Regions from separate parts of the Homo sapiens genome. Here region 1 is linked to region 2. Evidence: chromatin contacts called from ENCODE Hi-C or POLR2A ChIA-PET data. All regions are on one chromosome and are shown on one strand. The core of a region is the stretch at or near the end of the contact, and the rest is flanking DNA. Distances in the headings are between cores, read along the strand shown.

Region 1 (4,211 bases), core at 269-2,768, 490 kb after region 2:
ATTTGCTTTCCTCAATTTTTTTCCTATCAAAAGTAAACATAGGTTCAAACATTCAAACCTATGAAGGCCTAAAAGGAAGAATCATCTTCAGTTTGCTGTGACGATTTCACTGAGTTTTATTTTAAAATATTCATTTAAAAATACATACAAACATATAAACCCATCAGGCCAGGTTCTAGTGATCTGAGATATAAGCATGATACAAACTACTTGGCTGCCGTGTATTTTTGTTTTATTTTAATCCAGGTGATCAGGTCTGTATGGGGAAAAAGCCCTGGGGCTTTTTCAAACAGGAAGGGCCCTCCTCCCTCTGAATGCCCGCAGTGCCGCCCTGTGCACTTTACAGAACAAGGAGAAAGTCAGTTTCTTCAAACTGCTTTTCTAAAGAGCGTTTCCATTCGTGGTCCTGGTGATTCCACCATCTTTTCTTCACAACAGTGACGGTTCTGGAATTTCTACACAGCCTGAGGGGCTGACGGGGTAGACCAGGTGACTGGGAAGGGGCAGTGGCACATGACAAAAATTTGAGGAAACGTCCAGTTTCCGTTTCAGGGAATGCGCATAGGGGAAAACGCAAGTCCCCACGCCATCACGGGGCCCTCCACCGCGGCCGGACGACCCCTCTCTCGGGAGTGACTGGGGCAGGGCACCTGGCCTCAGGTTCGAGCGGAGCCTGCACTGAGAGGCAGGAGTTGGATGAACCACTTGTAGGGTCTGCTCCCAGCTACCCAAAGCGAAAGGGTGGGCGAAAAAGCATTTGCAAAAGAATACATTAACCTCACAAGGAACGACCCCCACCACCCATCCTCCAGCGCCCAAGGTTTCCCACGAAGAGGTCGCCGTCGCCCTTCTCCAAGTTGGGTAGAACCTATAAGGCATCACCAACTGCATCTCAAACCAACCAAGCAAGTGACGCTCCAAAACCTCCCTAAATACCCTCTCTCCCCAGCATTCCGAACGCAACATCAAGGGCGAAAAGAGGCTGCACAAATCACGTAGAAAATTAGACCGCCTCTTTCCATGGCGATAATCGAATTAGCCTCAAATTAAACGTGAAATTGGCCCTCTCCGGCTGTGGAGACAAAGCCCCTATTGTCCTGCTCGGGTAGCGGCAGCAGCAGTGCCCACCCCGCCCCGGCCAGCCTGGTCGGTCCCCGCCGCTGGGAGGATGAGGTCCGGGCTGGACCCGGGAAGAGCCTCAGCTGGAGAGGACGTGGACGCGCCCGAGGCTCGGCTCCCTGGGCGGCTGCGGGGCTCCGGGCAGGAGGAGAGGGCGGGCGAAGCAGAGGGAGCGGGCGGGAGTGGGGAGGGAGGAGTGCGGAGGGCGGAGGGCGTGCGGGAGGGATCCCGGGAGTGCGCTTGTGTGTGTGTGCGCGCGCGCCCGCCCCGCGCGCTCCTCTCCCCGCCCCTCGCCCCCTCCCTGCGAGCGCCCTCCTCTCCTCCTCCCCCCGCCCCCCGCGCTCCCGCCCAGCCCCCGGAATCAGTGCCGCTGTTGCCGTGCAGGCTGCGGATTCCTCCAGTCCCTCCCTCGGCCGCCTCTCCTCCCGGAGCGAGCGCGCAGCCCTGCGCAGCAGCGCCCACTGGTCCCGTCCTGTGAGCCCCGGCCCCAGCCGCGGACAGACCCGCGGAGTCGCCTCCCGGCCCACCCGCCCGGCCGCCGAGGAGCGGGAGGAGGACGGGACCCCGGCGCCCCCACCCCATCCCCGGGAGGTAGGTAGGGGGCCCGAGGCAGGGAGATGCCAACTCACTGGGGCTGCCTCCCGGGTGGGCTCCGCGGCGGCGGACGGGCGGGAGGAGGGGCGCGGGCCCAGGGCCGGAGGACGCCGCTGCCCGCCTGCCCTGCGCCCGGGGAGCCGCGTGGGGGCAGGGAGGCTGCAAAGCCCGGGCGGGGGCGGCGCGGGGAGCCCGGGTCGCGGGTGCTCATTGGTACTCGGATGATGCGGGACGAGGGGCGGCAGGCTCTGCGGTGAGGCGGCAGCAGACCCGCCGTGCGCACCGCTGCCGTCCGGCCCCAGCCCCGGCGCGGCGCGGCGATTCCTCCTCCCTGCCTCCGCCGGCGCCTCCCTGCAGCCGGGCGCGGCGGCCCCTGACGCGGAGGCCCCTGGCGCGGAGGTGGGTGCGGAGCGGACAGCGGACAGCCGGAGGGTCTATTTTCAGGTGCCCTCTCTGTGGCCCCGCGGGTGGGGAGCGGGGGCGGCGGTGACAGGGCCGGGCTCTGCGCGTAGCGGTGCAGGGGATGCGGCCAGGCGTGGTCCCGGCTGCGCCGCGCTGCAGCTGAGCCGGAGGCGGCGGCCCCGCGCCCCCACCTCCGCCCCATCCCTGCGCTTGCTACCCTCGTGCGCCCGCCCCCCCCCCGCCCTTTCTGCCGTCCCCACTCTCCCAGGGCTGGGCGTGAGCCGCCTCCGGGCGCCGAGCCGCCGCTGCGCCCGCCCTTCAGCTCCTGCCACCCTCTCTTCAACAGGTTTGTCTCAGCGCAGGGACCCTCCGGGCCTGCTTTGGGTAGGTGGGCTGGCTCGTCATCACCCCCCACACCACGCCCACGGCCCTCTTTTAGGGGGCGCCTTCTCTTTGTTTTTGTGATAGGAAAGGTGCCAACTGCTGCCATCAGATGAGGAGGGGGTGGGGATCAGAACGCAAACCTCTGTCCATTATTTTTCCAATCGAAAGCCAGGCCAGATAGTAAGTGAGGACAGGGTGCGTGTGGGGGTGCTTCGGCGGAGCAGAAAATTGAATTCGGTGGGGTTTATTTGGGCGGGGATGTGCTTTTTTGGCAAGATGGATGGCTCACGGTGCCCTCGCCGTGATGCAGCACAATGCAGCAGTATCGCAGCTTCCTTGGTTCTCGCTGGCGGGGCTTGGCACGGCCGCTCGGCGCCTGCGGCCCCCGCCCGGCCCCACCCAGGCCCGGGGCTGCCCTTGGCCGAGGCCTGGAGCTGCTGCTACCTTGTCCTGCAGCTTCTGCTGGATGTGGCGTCAGGAGGACCAGGTCAGCTAGGTGTGAGCAGGGGAGAGTCTTTTCTTTTGGGATGATCCCTCCTGCACCTCTTCTTGGGCTGCGCTCTGCCGGAGGGGCGCCCTGCATCACCAGTGCAGGCAGAGGGGAGCCGGCCTGTGGTTGCGGATCGGAATCTGATCTGCGACCAGGGGACCTGAGCCATAGGGAGGGGCTGCAGGAAGGACTGGGCCCAGTGGTGTGCGGAGGCAATGTTGCAGTGTGGGGAGTCGCAGCGTTTTTCTGTGGATCGTCCATAATCTGTAACCACAACCCAGCTATGCATTAATTTTTTCTACGTGAAAAGTTGGTGTTTATTAATTGGACCTTCACAACTGTGACATTACAGTACCTCGTCTGTCTTTGGTTAATACCAAGTATGCATTTTTTCTGTAGGAAACCATTTTTAAATGAAATGATTAATGCATTTTGGGTTTTATGTCACTAAGACATTTATAAGTATATTAAAATTCAGTAGGTTGTTTTAAAAGGAATTTATATGTTTTTTAATGGATAGTAAATGATTCCTTTAGCTTGTATTTTGTTTTCATCGTTTGCTTTTTCTAAGTCAAGTACAGTTGCATTATTTGGATGCTTTATTAAGGATTATTAGGTGTATGAGTGTCATGATGGGGGCTAAATTGGTATTCAGATTTCTATTGATTGAGGTAGCCAAGTTAAGTGTCCGGGCGTAATTAATGGGATTATGACAGTAACACTGCGTTTGTGTTTGTTTATATGTATTTTTTGTATACATATTTTTCACAGCTGTGACTGGGGAGAGGGTGGAGAAGGGCAGACCACCAAGGCCTCTTGACTGGCATCTAGTCAGAAGGAGATGGTTCCCAGTGTTCTCATGTTTAGTCTCGGCCAGGACACAGGGAATTTCCCTTCTAAATGCCATCTCTATAATTCATTATTCAGTGTGGGATGGCAAATGGGATATATTTCAAATGTCAACCCAGGCTTTCCTAAAATGTTTAGGTGAAAAAGGAAATTTCAATATGCTAGTTGGAAGGGAAGGTCAGTGTTTACAAGCCAAGGGCGTGCCTGCTTGTATTTTTAAATATTTCTAATGAATCCAAGTTAGTTGCTTTTGATTTCATGTGGCTCTGCAGAATAGAACTGCATGTACATTGTGTGGTGTATGTGCGTTATTTTGAGTTTCTCTAATAGCCATTAAAATATGAGACTTTTTGTGCTGGTTGTGTAAAATCGT
Region 2 (4,437 bases), core at 1,915-4,414:
TAGGAATGTACTTGATCTATGCAACTGTTTCCAGTATTTTACAAATTATTCAAACAGTTCTTGTAGAAAGATACACACAATGACTGATGTGAAGCTTGACAGGATTAAAAAAATAAAACTGCAGAATACCAGAGTAGAAATGCTTCTCAAGAATTTAGTCCAGGCCGGGTGCGGTGGCTCACACATGTAATCCCAGCACCTTGGGAGGCCGAGGTGGGCAGATTGCTTGAGGTCAGGAGTTCAAGACCAGCCTGACCAACATGGTGAAACCCTGTCTCTACTAAAAATACAAAAAAAGTAGCCAGGCATGGTGGCACTCGCCTATAATCCTACCTACTTGGGAGGCTGAGGCAGGAGAATCGCTTGAACCCGAAAGGCAGGGATTGCAGTGGGCCAAGATCCTGCCACTGCACTCCAGCCTGGGCAACAAAGCAAGACTCCACCTCAAAAAAAAAAAAAAAAAGAATTATTTAGTCCAATCCCCTCATTTCACGCACAAGCATACTGAAACACATGATTAAGTAACTTTCCCACAGTCTCAGAGCTAGTGGGAGAAACTAGATTTTCTTTTCATTACCACTTTCTATTCTACAAAGTACTAAATATGATCACCACTCAGCTTTCGTCACACGTTTTGGCATTATTCAGATGTTCACTTATGCAACACAGAAGGCTTAAAAAACAACAAGCACAACTATGAACAGGTCACCTTAACATGACTTAGGAAAAAAACACACCCAAGATCACAACATGTCCCACCGCATTCAAAATGTCTCATAGTGCAATATCAAGAATCAGTTTCCAGCATCTAACCACTATTCCAAAATAAAATTCTACCCAGTAGCATTTCTTGCTGGTTATTTAGCTATAAATGGTTATGGGTTCATGGGTATTAAGCCATCAGCTATCTGCAATCCAGCCCTAAACACCAAACATTAGCTCCATTGTTATTTTTAGCCCTTTCTAGGTACAAACTTTTATCTAATAAGCCAAAACAATAACAAAACTCGGAGTGCTAATTTACCAAACTTGTTAACAATAAATACTTTAGAAAACAATGCTTAACTATGCCTTGGTAGATTCTAGGTTTATAAATCCAAAGCAGATATGCCTTCACACCATGGCATATTTATATAATGTACACTAAAAAAAGCTGTTTGCGTCCCCAAAAATGGTAGGTATTCTCTGGCAAGTCTAATCCAAGTGATTAAAATGGGGAATTACTGTAACAAAGTGACTATTTTTACTGTGCCTGAGCAACACAAAAACCTAGGAGTCTCACTTGAAAAAGCATTTGGATTTTAACTATTTATAAAATATTCTTTTTTGACTAAACGTGGTTCTCCCTGTTGCATTCCTGCTTCTGCCGCCCCTCACCTCCATTCTCCTAAGGATCCTAACACGAAAAACTTCATTATACTCTAGTCAAGGGGAGAGCTGTTAACCTTGACATTTTATGATCACTCTCTGAAGAGGGCAAATTACATGTTTTAGTTTTGCTTCTTTTTAATTAAAAAGGTCCCACCCACCCCTCAAGTGGAAATGAGAAATTTGTCAGAGGCCCCTTAATAATTGGCAGATGAGAATCATCCAGTGAATATACACAAAACTATTACAAAACCCTGAGTCATCACTCAGTTCAATCAGCAGCTTTGGGTAAACACTGAATGAGTGAGTTATGTCTTGTGTGTTCACCCGTCCATACCCACATGCGTGAACATACCATGTTACTAGATTTTATGTACAGTTAACCAAACAAGATACAGCAAAATTCTTTCTTAAAAAGCTCTTCGGACACAGTAAAGATGCCCATCCAGCAAGTAAATGTAACCTTTTTTCCCCCACTGTATTTTCACTCGTTTTTTTTTTTTTTTTCCTAATTTCAGTGACACTATAGTTTGAAGCTAGTTTACAAACAGAACTCCTGAAACTGATTTAGGTAATCTCTTAATCTGAGTAACTCAAAAAATTAACACAAGCCTGATACTAATATCGCCCTGGACATCCTGACAGTGCTCTTCCCTACTTTCCTCAGTATCTTAAATGTCTCTCCAAAAGAAATGTCACAACAGGAGCAACACACAATCCAAAACAACACTGTCCACATAAGACGTTAAGCTCAAGAATGAGGTCTGACTTTAAACGACCCTTTTCGATCAACTCCGCCAGGTCTGAGAGGGCCCCCAAAAAGCAAAACCCTTAAGTTTCCCTATGGTCTTCTCTCCATTCAGAAAGTTACTAGACGCCAACGGAGATGCGAAGAGGCGGGGATCGTAGGGGAAGGAAGAACCGGAGGAAGCAAGGAGACAAGTCAAGGAACTCCCCCAAAGACAAATTCTCTTTGCCCCGCCTCTCCCATGCGCAAAAGTCCACGGAGGACCCTTGAGAAAGGCTCACCTCTCTCCCTCGGGGCCGGGGCCCTTGGGCTACCCAGGGCCCCCCAGGTGGGAAGACAACAACCCGAACACTTCGGGAGAAGCAGATGCGGAGGACGTAGAGGGATGGTAAAGACCCGGGAAGTCCCGTAGGAAAGTGGCAGGGAGGACGGCTTGAGTACTTCACAGGCTCTGTCACGACCCTGGGATCACCGCTCGGGGACAGCTCCAGCGAGGACAGAGCTAAGGGTCCAGCCCTCTGGACAAAGAGCAACCATCCCCGACACCTCTCACTGAGCCTTTCCCCCCGGCCCGGCCCGCAGGCCCGGGCACACTTACGTGGAGAGTTTCCTGGTCCAGAAGAGGCCCCCGGGCCACAGCTCTTGGAGCTGCACGGCCCGGCCCAGGTTGCATTTGATCTGGGCCAGCTGCAAGTCGGACTCGGCGTCTAGCCGCTCCGCGTAGGGCAGCAGCTTGTTGTAGACGATCTCCTTCTGCGGGACGAAGCCCCGCGGGCCCGGCTCGGGACGCCCGCCCGGCTCCGGGGGCTCTCCGACTCCCGCCCGCTCGGCCGGCTCCATGAGCCCAGGGACACCCCCCCCACCCCCTCCCACCCGAACCCTCCCCGGCCCCCACCCCTCTCCGGGCTCCGCCTCCTCCGCGTCTTCGTCGCCCTGCGGCCGCTGGCGGCCCGTCGCCCTCGGACCGATCGCTAGGCCCCCTTCCCTGGCCGGCGTGCTGCTGGGCCCCACGCGGCTCTCAGTTCGTTGGCGGCGGCAGCGGCCGCTCTGCCCGCCCCGCACCGGCTCTGCTGGTGACGCTGCAGCCGCCGGGCCCAGAGGTTCCGGACCGGCCTCAAGTCACTTCCGGGGCGGGGCGGGGCGGAGCGACGGCGTCGGGGGAGGCGGTGGTGGCGGCAGCTGGAGCCCAACGGGCTGCGCCTTCTTCGCCGTGGGCCCGGCTCGGAGCCCCCACCCCAGGCCTCACCGGCCCAGCGCGAGGCTGCCTCACCGGAAACACGAGGCCGAATTCCAAGCTATTGTCCTGCTTCGCCGGGGGTCGCGCACTCCAAGCGGCAGCCCACTGGAGTCCCAGTCGCCACGACAGGCGGCAGCCAGGTCGGCCTGGTCCCCCTAGCCGAGCAGCCCCGGCTTCTGGGTTAGAGGGGTTTATGGAAAAGCCTACGTACCCACTTGCTCCTTATAGATTTATTTACTCCATCCCGCTTGTTCCTTATAGATTTAATTTTTCTGTCCCCTTTAAGTCCCCATCTTTCTGGTATTCTGGCCGCCATCATTCCAAAGAAGAAAATAGTTACTCGCTGAACAAATGCTATTTGAACAGCTGTTTTGTGTGTAAGGCGCTCAGTTTAGGCTATTGAGATAGAAAGTTTAACCTGGTTTCCGCCCTCCCAAGGACTTAGTCTAGCAGAGATAAAGACGTGAATTACAAGATAATGCTCTTAATTGCTAGATAAGTACAAGAATCCTTAGGAACTCTACAAAGAAGTTGAAACTAGGGGGTTTGAGAGGGTGTCATTTTCCTAGAAGTGATACTTAATTTAAGCTATGAAGGTTGAGTGCAAAGTTGGTTAGAAAAAGGAGGGAGGAGGACACGTATTTCAGCTGAGAGAACAGCTTTGACGCTGCAAGCATGTATTCTAAAAATTCAAAGTTCAAAATAGCGTAAGAGAGGGGACGGAGAAATGAGACTGAGAAGGCAATCCTAAGGAATTCAGAGCTTTATCCTAGAGACAAACTTCCAAAAGATTTTAAGCATAGCAGTGGGATGATATAATTTACATTTTTTAAGAATTACTCTGGCGGCCGGGCGCAGTGGCTCACGCCTGTAATCCCAGCACTTTGGGAGGCCGAGGCGGGCGGATCACGAGGTCAGGAGTTCGAGACCAGTCTGGCCAACATGGTGAAACCCCGTCTCTACTAAAAATACAAAAAAGTTAGCCGGGCGTGGTGGCGGACGCCTGTAATCCCAGCTACTCGGGAGGCTGAGGCAGGAGAATCGCTTGAAACCGGAAGGCGGAGGTTGCAGTGAGCCAAGATCG

The links. Hi-C counts contacts between places; a loop is a spot of excess contacts on that map. ChIA-PET counts read pairs that join two places held with the same protein, here RNA polymerase II (POLR2A). Pooled maps may share reads with other maps.
Region 1: a loop to region 2 is called in a map of gastrocnemius medialis, with 5 times the contacts of the local background. The contact joins the promoter of SPTBN1 here to the promoter of PSME4 in region 2. A Hi-C loop is called at or near these places in 3 of 168 maps with a recorded cell type or tissue (chondrocyte, endothelial cell of umbilical vein and gastrocnemius medialis) and 14 of 50 pooled maps. POLR2A ChIA-PET finds 5 or more read pairs at or near these places in 3 of 52 experiments (GM12878, H1 and WTC11).

Annotation. Positions count from the first base shown.
Region 1 is chr2:54,454,809-54,459,019 of GRCh38, forward strand. It overlaps SPTBN1 (spectrin beta, non-erythrocytic 1), which reads left to right and starts at 1,519. Exons shown (of 36, transcript NM_003128.3): 1 at 1,519-1,710.
Region 2 is chr2:53,967,829-53,972,265 of GRCh38, forward strand. PSME4 (proteasome activator subunit 4) reads right to left here and starts at 3,165. Exons shown (of 47, transcript NM_014614.3): 1 at 2,715-3,165. The coding sequence starts at 2,956. It also overlaps a transcript of ACYP2 not described here. RefSeq lists enhancers at 2,013-2,777, 3,044-3,338, 3,634-3,683 and silencers at 2,834-3,033, 3,008-3,169, 3,044-3,433.